Linked DNA regions of Mus musculus: region 2 is linked to region 1. A link is a loop called in an ENCODE intact Hi-C map of the cell type or tissue named here. Cell type or tissue: left cerebral cortex. All regions are shown on one strand. Region 1 overlaps Il1rl2 (interleukin 1 receptor-like 2). Region 2 has its middle 16 kb from the start of Gm35741.

Region 1 (5,000 bases):
TTAAAATAATTGGCTGGTGCTGGGAGCCAAACCATAATTTTTGTGTGTGTATGTGTGTGTGTGTGTTTTGAGACAGGATTTCTCTGTTCTGCTTTTCTCCTGATTGGTGGTTGTTAAGAAGTGAAGTTTCAGGGGAAGGCTTGTAACCTGGAAACAGGTTTGTTGGGGAATAACCTGGAAACTGGTGCTAGAGAGTTCAACCTTAGGTAAGGTAGGTTCTCTAAGATGGAGTCTGAACCCAAGATCTGGTCTCTCATTACCTAGTCTCAAGGTGGCCAAGACTCTTTGCAGGCAAAGTACCAGGAAGCATTTTGCTTGGAAGAATTTTGAGGCAAAGTTCAGGCTCAGAGGGGCCAATGTTACCAGTTAACAAGTTAACACCCCACTAGAGCTGTCAGTGGTGCGACAGAGGAAAAGAGCACTTTAAAAAAAATATTATAAGTAGGCAGCTTTATTGCGAAGTTGCTCTCAGGTAGACAAGTTTACTGTCTTCAAGGACTGAGGCCAGGGAAGTCATGATGGGAGAGGAAAGTGGGAAACCTACTCTGAGAGAAAAGGAGAGAGAGAGAGAGAGAAGGAGAGAAAGACAGAGAGAGAGAGAGAGAGAGAGAGAGAGAGAGACAGAGAGACAGAGAGACAGAGACAGAGACAGAGACAGAGACAGAGAGATAGGGAGCAATTTATTTATTTTATATGTATGAGTACATTGCCACTATCTTCAGACACACCAGAAGAGTCCAGTGCCCAGTGTTACTGGCATTGTAAGAACAAGCCATGCCCAAAGTTGTAGGGTTTTTTGTTTGTTTGTTTGTTTGGTTGGTTGGTTGTTTGGTTGTTTTTTTTCCCCCACGGTGTCCCTGATGCTAAGATCTGCATCTTTGATTTGGGCCAGAAAGAAGCAAAAGTTGATGAATTCCCACTTTGTGGCTACATGGTGTCAGATGATTCTGAGCATCTCTCTTCTGAAGCACTGGAGGCTGCTCCTATTTGTGCCAACAGATACATGGTAAAGGGTTGTGGCAAGGATGTCTTTCATATCCGAGTAAGGCTCCTTCCTGTGCATATCATCTGCAACAACAAGATGTTGTCCTGCGCTGGGGCTGACAGGCTCCAGACAGGTCTAGGTGGTGCCGTTGGGAAGCCCCCCAGAGCACAGTGGCCAGGGTTCACGTTGGCCAGGTCATCATGTCTATCCACACCAAGCCTCAGAATAAGGAACATGTGACTGGGGAACATGTGTAAAGCCAAGCTCAAGTTCCCTGGCCTCCAGAAGATCCACCTCTCAAAGAAGTGGGGCTTCACTACGTTTAACGCAGATGAATCTGAAGACATGGTTGCATGGAAGTAGCTTATTCCCGATGGCTGTAGTGTCAAATATATCCCCAATCGTGGTCCCCTGGACAAAGAGAGAGCTCTGCATTTCTGAAGGCTTTCACAGTGCTGTCTTATACCCTACCAAAACTTGTTCAGTAATAAATCTCATATCCAGGCAACAACAGCAAGGGGAAGAAAAACCAAGCTAACACCTGCCAGTCATGGGGGAGGAGAAGGGACTCTTCACTCCTTTGTTTGGACCATACTTAGGAAACTCTTGGTGAACATATTCTTGGTTTCTCCGGGTGCTCGCTCCACAGCCTCACATGGTAGCTTTTCTGTGGTTGGTCAAGCACACCTTGTTTTGTTTGTCTTGAATTCTTAGAAACCTCACCCTCTTAAGTCTAAACTTTTGGTTTACTCATTGGTGACTTCTTCATTTGACTTCCTCAATTTTTTTGTTCCTGAAGTTATCTGCAGATTTGACTCTTAACCTGCTTCATCCTGAGCAGGATGACTAGAAGGTTGTCTGGATGGGCTATTTCTTTCTGTGAAAGTCTTTTTTTTTTCCCCTCTTCTGTGTCTTTTAATCATCATCTATCCTCTGCTTTCGAGTCTGAAGGCTCCTGATGATGGTTCCATGAAATCAGACTCACAAATGCCATTCTATTTATGTCTTTATTTGTAAGCATGTTTTGCTTGCACATATATACATGTACCATGTGAGTGCCCAATGCCCATGGAAATCAGAAGAGAGCATCAGATCTCTTGGAAATGGAGTTACAAGAAGTTATGGCTTGAACCCAGGTCCTTTGGAAGAACAGCCAGTACTCTTAACCTCTGAGCTATCTTTTGAACTCATTCAAATCCTATTCTTAATAAGGGTACCTGGTATACCAGCAGTGAGCTGTACATTTATTTCCACTTCAAAGTCTCTACTCATTTGAGCTTCTTCACTAATAAGACAATTCCACTGTCATCATCTTTGAGCACATTCACAGAGCCAAACATGTCCACACTACTCAGTGCAAGGAACAGTCAGACCACACTGCGGCTGCCAAGGGCTCTTTGAATCTCATTAAGTACTGTGGGCTTAGTCATGGAATCGTCATATCACACTTTATAATTTTAAGATCACTATCAGGGGCTTAGACTCTTCCAGATTAGATCCTCCCAAAGGGAGAGATGGTGTTGCTCACACAACTCTGATAAGAGCTGGCAAAAAGCAGAAGATAGACACAGGGGATTTGCCATCTCATAGTTGGAAGGCAGATGACGAAGGTTATAAAGATGGGAAAGGGGCGGATTGGGCAACAGCCTGCAGAACAGTGTCCACTGGCTACAGAGGGACTTGCTCAATGGATTGATTTGGGGTGGGGGCTGGCACCAAGTGTGTTTTCTGTCTCTGTACTCTATCAAGCTGTTATATCTAAAGACATGCTACAATATGCAGGAAGTCTTAGGCCTTCAGATGTTTACTGTATGTGTGGCCTGAGAAGGATTTGACAAGCTATTTCTTGAAGATTTTATAAACCAGAAACGTTTGTTCTGGGAGACTCAAACACTTCTCCCCCATCCCACCAGACCCACGAGCTCCTTTTCAGGGTGAACGGGCTGATGAAGGAAGTGGTTGATGCGGTGGGTTCCCTTTTTCTCTTCCCTCATTCTTGGGCACCCTCCTCTGGCAGCACCCTTTTGGGTTGTGGCAAGGTAGGGCGCTGCTTGGTTCCTCTTCTTGGCGTTCAAGAGTTCTTCTGGAAGCAACCGGGACCTCCCTTTTGGAGTAACTGATTCTTCCCCTAGCTGTCTGCTCCCTTGCCTGTCATCAGAACTGTACACTCTCTTAGCAGAGCAGGCATTGAGTACCATATCAGGAACTCTCAGACAGACACAGGCCCTGGCTTCAGGAGCCCTGGGAAGGGTCAGATGAGGACTGTCTCACCATCGACTTGCACAGCCCATGTCTGGGCAGAAGGCCAATGACTTTTATCAGTTTTAACAGGAGTCCCTCTGCTCAGCTCCGAGGGTCGTATGGTGGGATTGAAACCCAGATTCTTCAGGGGAAGCCATGGGGGACATTTCAGACACAGTCAGATTGTACCTCATGAAGGTACCTGGATCCACATGCTCTGAGACAGTTTCCTTGCAGCTGGAGTCCTTTTGTTCTGGCATGAATACCTAGGGCTCCCTGGCTTTTAAGGAGACCATTTCTTCCCAACCTTCTCAGTGGAAATTAAACTATCCAACTTGTATACTCACAAGGAAACTTAGAGATGTGTGTTCAAGCAGTAGCCTCACGTTTCCCACCTGGCTTTGACTAAGAGCCACGTGTAAGTGTGGAGGTAAAACTAACCTTCGGCCATTGACTTTTCCCTGTCGTTTGCAGTTCCAGACTTCAGGGCTTACCTCTTAGGAGGGCTTATGGCGTTCCTACTTCTGGTTGTATCTGTTCTGTTCATCTACAACAGCTTTAAGATCGACATCATGCTTTGGTACAGAAGCGCCTTCCACACTGCCCAGGCTCCAGATGGTAAGTATGTGTGGTGGTCTTTGGGAGCAAAGCCTCAAAATTGCTGTCTACCTACTCTTAAGTGTTCTTCTCCTATTGTTATATGTGGGTAATCCTTTCTCCTGGCTGGAGAATTTAGTGTTCAGTGTCTCAGGAGGACTTCATGTGCTTCAGAGAAATGATTTGTCTGTGATTATCAGCTTCCTTTGCCAATAAGCTGGAACACAGGTAGTGACCAGGAAATAGCCACTAGGCAGCAGCAGAGGCTAGTGGTGGGCCATCCTGCACTAGAAAGCAATGGGCCAGCTACTCTAGGAGGCAGTAGGCCAACCTGATTTAGGAGGCAATGGGCCAACCTGCTCTAGATGACAGTGGGCCAACCTGCTCTAGGAGGTAGTGAGCCATCCTGCTCTAGGAAGCAGTATGAGAAAGATCTTATTTTCTGGGTCTGTGAAGCAAAGAGATGTCTGCTGGAGCAGTTGTGCATATATTACCCCCTTCTCCCTCCAATTTAAAACTCAGCAGGTCATAGAGTGATGCTATCCTCTCTGTAAACCCTATACTTGGTACCTGAAGTAATTTATGTCTCTGGCTTCCAAAAAAGACCTGCCTGGATTTACTCAGAGCTCTCCACTGGGTGGCTGGGTGAGATATCTTCTTTCTCTCAGCTACAGAAGGAGGGTCATAAAGAGGGAGAGGAAGGCAGGGGGAGAGGGAGGGAATGAGGTACAGGAGGGACAAAGGAAAGGGAAGAAGCCCGCTTCTCTCAGTACTTAGCAGGAGCCTGAGGCAGGGGTCCTTTTTCACTGATCTGAAGGCCAAAGCTCTGCTCAGAGCCTTCACTGGTGTCTCTATCCTGCCGCCAATTTTTTTCTTTTCACACAGAAATGCCTTCCTGTGTTACAGAACCAAGATTTCTCTCCATTTAGGTTTTAATACAATCTGATTTAAACAAACAAACAAAAAAGTTTCAGAAGGAATTTGATCTAGTAAGGCCCTATGGAAAACAAAACAGACAAAACACCATTCAGTCTGCTTTGCTGTCCCTTATTTGCCTATAAAAACAATTAAAAAGACAAAAGAAATCCACACAGCTGGCGTGCACTGGGATGAGGAAATGCATGTCTTTTTAGGTCAAACATTTTTCTTGAACAGGAGCAAGGGAATGAGGCAACTC
Region 2 (5,000 bases), 220 kb before region 1:
GACAGGGCATCGCAAGCTGTGGTGGTTGCTGGTGGGGGAGCTGGGGCTTAAGGGTTCTGCACCCTTCATTAGTCTCTCCAGCTCCCTGGAGTCCACACCTGTAGATTTTGGCAGCTTCAGCAATGATTTTTAGAAAAGTCTGGTCCTGACTGTGACCAGAAAGAACTGCCAGCCACTCTTTAGATTCATCCTGTCTGCAGCTTGAATGTATTGCCTTCAAATGATGCTTCTGAAGTGCTAGAAGATTGGAGACAGGAATTCTAAGCAGCTTATATCTGTGTCAAAGATAAAGCATGATGAGCTAAGTAAATTAAAAGAAAAAAAAGGAGCTGTTATTTTTCTAGAAGACACACAGGATTATTTAAGGGAGCATTTTAGGTGGAAGAATAAAAGAAATAAGATTGTTCATGTGTTGACAATTTTTGTTACCAGTGACAGTTTCCCTGGGCTTCTGTATGCCATATAGTCTATTCTTGTATGTGCTTGAAAATTTCCAGATGGGAGAATAAAATACAAGGCAGAACCAAGCCAGATGTCTACTAGGCAAGAGATGTGTATGTGAAACTGCTGTACAGAACACGGTGGGCATACATAGTGGAAGAATAAAAAAAAAGTCATTGTAATAAATGGCATGGAACAGTATCATGAGTCTTAGAAGTATATAAATGAGTGAAGTCAGGAAGCATTTAGTCTTGGCATTTTGCCCTTCTAGGGAGAGTGGGAAAGATGACATTGGACAACAATGTTCCCCCTCTACTTTCTTTCTCTGTATACATGCATACACATGCACAGTCACATGTCTGAGATTAAGTATGATTTGGTCATGCATCTATTCCTAAATATAAATATGTGTATTTGTGAAGAATGATTGAATCAGGTATCAAGTCTGGGATATTGGTGGAAGAACAGGAAGGTGTCAGATCCACCAAGTCCTCATTTTCATGTTGGGTAGTGGACTTTTATTGCTTAGCCTATTATTAGATAAGCAAATTACAAACCAGGCCATCCATAGATGAATGAATAGTGTGTGTGGTGGACGGAGGATCACAACCCATACAGGTTCATGCGCTTGAGTCCAAATGAAATATACAGCAAGTTGATTTCTTTATGTGACTGACCCCCTCCATCTTAGGCTGGCTCTCTTAACCATTGGAAGGTGGACTTTTTCCATACTTCTCTATGAAGGTCAGATGTGCAGAGGCAGATCATGTGGGGACTTTACACTTCCACATGTTGCTGAAAGAAAAAGGACCAAGCCTTGTGCAAGAAGACGCCATCTTCCCAAGAAGCAACAGATGACAGCAGGTGTCAACAGTGTCACAACAGCAGGTGTCATCAGTGGTCACTGAAAGTGTCTGGTGCACTAAAAGGTAGACTTGATGCCTCGTAGATTTCAAATGCCCACGGGAATGCAGAGGGGCTCTTAAGTAGTAAAGGGAGAGAGTTATTGCAAGGGTCTCAAGGCAGGAGGGTTCCTTCTCAAGGGTACATCTCTGGCACTGGGCATGGTGCCTTGCCACACTGTAGACACTTACAGCATGTCTGCAGAATGGGCAAACTTCTTCCACCCCAAACTTGCACTGGCTTTTGCTCTTGCCCTGACTATCTGCCAGGCACAAATGCTCCCTGTGTTTCTGTGGTTGTTTTCTTGAATATGTGCTCTCCACCCCTGGACATCTGCCACCTTTGTCACCTCTTCAAGTCGACTTGTTACTGCTCCTGGGCTCCAAGAGAACACTGCCATCTGTTGTAGCCTCTGGGTGTTCAGGGACAAGCTGTTCAGCTGCCACCCTTGGTTGCAACCTCAGTCAGCTATGGTCATCCTCTGTAGCCCCCCCCCCCCGGAAGTTCTTTTTTTTCTGAAGTTCATGTTATCAACCAGACTCCACGCCAAGGTGGTGGTGGCATGGTTGCAAATGCCCAAGGTGGTGGTGGCATGACTGCCATCTCTTCCCACTTCTTCAGCAAAAGCAAAGCAAAACAGGTCTGCCGTGGAGGGATTTCTGGAACCCATTGCTCACTGGCTCTCGAGAAACTGCCCAGGTCATAGTTGTAGGGCAGGGTTACCAGGGTTACCAGGGTAAGGAGGGACAGAACCAGATCTAAGGACAGAGGGAGAGAAAGCTTGGGGTGAATGGAAGGAGTTAAGAAGAAAGAGAAAGCATCATGCATTTATGGTATGTAAGATTTTGTTTTACCCAATTTAATGCTCAAAGGAAGAAAGAAACTGCTAGGTAAATGCAGTTACCCACACTTTAGACATAAAGAAACTGTTACACATGGGGTCTCCCTCTCCCTCTCCCTCTCCCTCTCCCTCTCCCTCTCCCTCTCCCTCTCCCTCTCCCTCTCCCTCTCCCTCTCCCTCTCCCTCTCCCTCTCCCTCTCCCTCTCCCCCTCCTCCCTCCCCCTCCCCTCCCCCTCCCCCCTCCCCCTCCCTCCCCCCCCCCCCCGTGTCTGTACATTTCATCAGGGTGTCTTCCTGGACCTCTTTCCCACCTTATATTTTTGAGGCTGCACTCTCACTTAACCTGGAGCTCAGAACTCCAGGAGCTCAGTGCATTTCACCTGGGTTGTCTCAGCAATCAGTCCTGGAGAGATGCCTACTCTGTCCTGCAGCACTGAGGTCATATTCACCTGATACCACACCTGCCTTTTACGTAGGTGTTGGGGATCCAAACTCAGTTCCCTTTGCTTGCACAACAAGTATGTTACCCAGTGAACCATTTCAGCCGTGGCACATTCAATTCAAAAGTTACATCACATAATGCGGCTTAGAGGAGCAGCGACAACCACTTACTTAACTGCTAACAGTTGGCCCAGGTCAAGGTTACCAGTACAGGGGACAGAGTAATTGTTTTTAACTCTTGGGAGAGCTGGCTCCCAAGAAGAGGAAGTAGACTGAGACACAGGGATCTACTTTCCCTCAAACTCACCAACAGACAAGTGTGGAATCCCTCCCTGGAGCAGGAAGCATCATAGTGAACTAAGTGGTTTTATACTTCAGGTTCTCTAAGCTGGGTGGACTGCCTAACAAACCTATGATGTATCGAGCCAGATACCCTCACACCCGCAGGCATGGCGATGACCCATTTGTTAGGCAGTCAAGCGTGGCTATGACCTTTGCAGCCTGCTTCCCCAGGGAAATGCAGCTATGCCTTTGGGAACCATTCTGAGTCCATTGAGAAAGAATCAGGATTTCACCATCAGAAAGGTCTGAAATATTTAAAACAGTATGTGAACTAAATTAATATCAAAACCCTGCTACCCCGGAGGCTGACTATTTAACCTTGTATTTTTTTTATCTCAAACTATTGTTTTAAAATGTAGACATTATTAGCCAGGTATGGTTAGGCCACTAGATCAGCAGGCAGGTGCCATTGGAGAGGATCCAATGCTATCATCCAAAGGTAAGGACATGTGTAGTGTGAGAAGGCATGGGAGACAAGGGCTTGGTCAGGTGGCTAGGAAATCAGGGTGGAGGAGTGGGCATCAGATTTTGCGATGCTTCTCTGGGAGGAGCATAGCTGGAGGTGGGTTCAGGATCAGCACCTCAGAATAGCTTCAGTGATCCCTGGAGTCGGGGTTGGCTGGCCCTTGGTCGTGCAGGGGAGTGGATCCACAGTGGGAGATTTGAGACTATGCTCTTGGCTTAGTTGGTGTGCATTTGAATGGCTCATTTTCTGGGTAAGTAATTACCTGTGGGAGTTGACTGAACCTGGGAGAGGCAGACCTTCCAGGGTCAGCAAGCCTCCAGTATCAAGTCACTGGAAGCACACACTTAGCATTTCTCTGAGATGGTACATGAGAAGCAAGACTAGGAAATCAAATGGCCAAACGTAGCATTGGGGTGGGTGTTAGGGCTCTGTGGTGGAGCTTTGCCTAGCTTATGCAAGGCTCTGTGTCTTGTCCCCAGTGCTGAAAAAAGAAAGTCAACTAAACAAATAGGTCCCCAATATCAAACATCATTTACCAAGCCCAGTAGAGCAGACACAGTACAGTCTTACAAGCACAGGCAACAGAGGGCCGATGCTGTGTAGACATGTGGTCTTGGGTTTCTAGCTTGACCAATAGAGCTTGAGAGCCCATTCCACAGTTCCTTCTTGCTGAGTCTCATCCAGGAGCAGTGCAGTCTGAATCAATCATCTCCTGCTGGGAAGCCCGTGCTTCCAGATCTTAGACTCTGGAGTGGTCTCTCCCAGGCAGCCTTTGCTATACCGATAATAGGTGCTAATACAAGGCTGGGGCTGCACTGACTCTATCCCTACAAAATTTTAACTCAAGCTTTCCTGTCTCCCTGAGGCAGATTTTCAGAGGTGTATAGCCTAGGTCCTGGCTGAGTGTCAACACTGTTCACAGTAGAGATTGGGGGTTTTCTGGGAGAAGAGGGGAGGTAGATGACAAACCAACTCTGGCTTCTCCAGGCAACATGGGCTCCATAGAACTGCTGTTGAGAGACTTAGACTGGGCTATAGTTCAACATCCTCCTCGACCCCTGCTAATGCTTGTACAGCAAGTCTGAAAATTTGGTCTCTGTGGTCAGCCTAGATCCATGATCTGGGATTGAAGATCTCTTGGGCCCTTTCTTCTCAGCAGAGGTCAGTGATAGGACTGTGTTTATCACAACTATGGAAATTTCCACCTTGCTTCTTACCCCAGCACATAGGGCTTGGACTGTCTTCAATAGCACACAGCTAGGGCTAGACACCTATCTCTAGACTCAACCTTTTTGAATGGGTCCCCTTCTTGCCCCCTGACACCATGCTTTTTACCTGTGACTCCATAGTTTAGCTTTTGTTGGTGGCATAGGTCCCCATTTTGTTATCAGTAGGCAGTTACTATATGCCAGTCTTCTGTGGAACTTTCTAGACCTATGCACCTTCCTCAAGGAAATGGCTCTTTCCTAGCTGTATTCCAGCTGCATCATCACCCTGAGTAGGTCACCTCCACCACCTGTGTCCCATGAGAATGGCCCTTTCATTGTGTGCTCCTTGGCTTGCGTT

The links. Peaks named below come from ENCODE experiments on the same cell type or tissue, not always from the same donor. Only the 100,000 strongest peaks of a DNase experiment are listed, where the experiment ranks them.
Region 2: a loop joins it to region 1, with 2.2 times the contacts of the local background. A loop is called at or near these places in 6 of 42 quality-filtered maps.

What each region holds. Positions count from the first base shown.
Region 1 is chr1:40,353,119-40,358,118 of GRCm38, forward strand. Il1rl2 (interleukin 1 receptor-like 2) reads left to right here. Exons shown (of 11, transcript NM_001356478.1): 9 at 3,701-3,844. It also overlaps the pseudogene Gm17970. Among named protein-coding and RNA genes, the nearest start is that of Il1rl2, 31 kb to the left of the region's middle. In left cerebral cortex, no CTCF peak of the experiment used is centred here; DNase peaks (open chromatin) are centred at 2,498 and 2,962.
Region 2 is chr1:40,130,211-40,135,210 of GRCm38, forward strand. No RefSeq gene overlaps it. Among named protein-coding and RNA genes, the nearest start is that of Gm35741, 16 kb to the right of the region's middle. In left cerebral cortex, no CTCF peak of the experiment used is centred here; no DNase peak of the experiment used is centred here.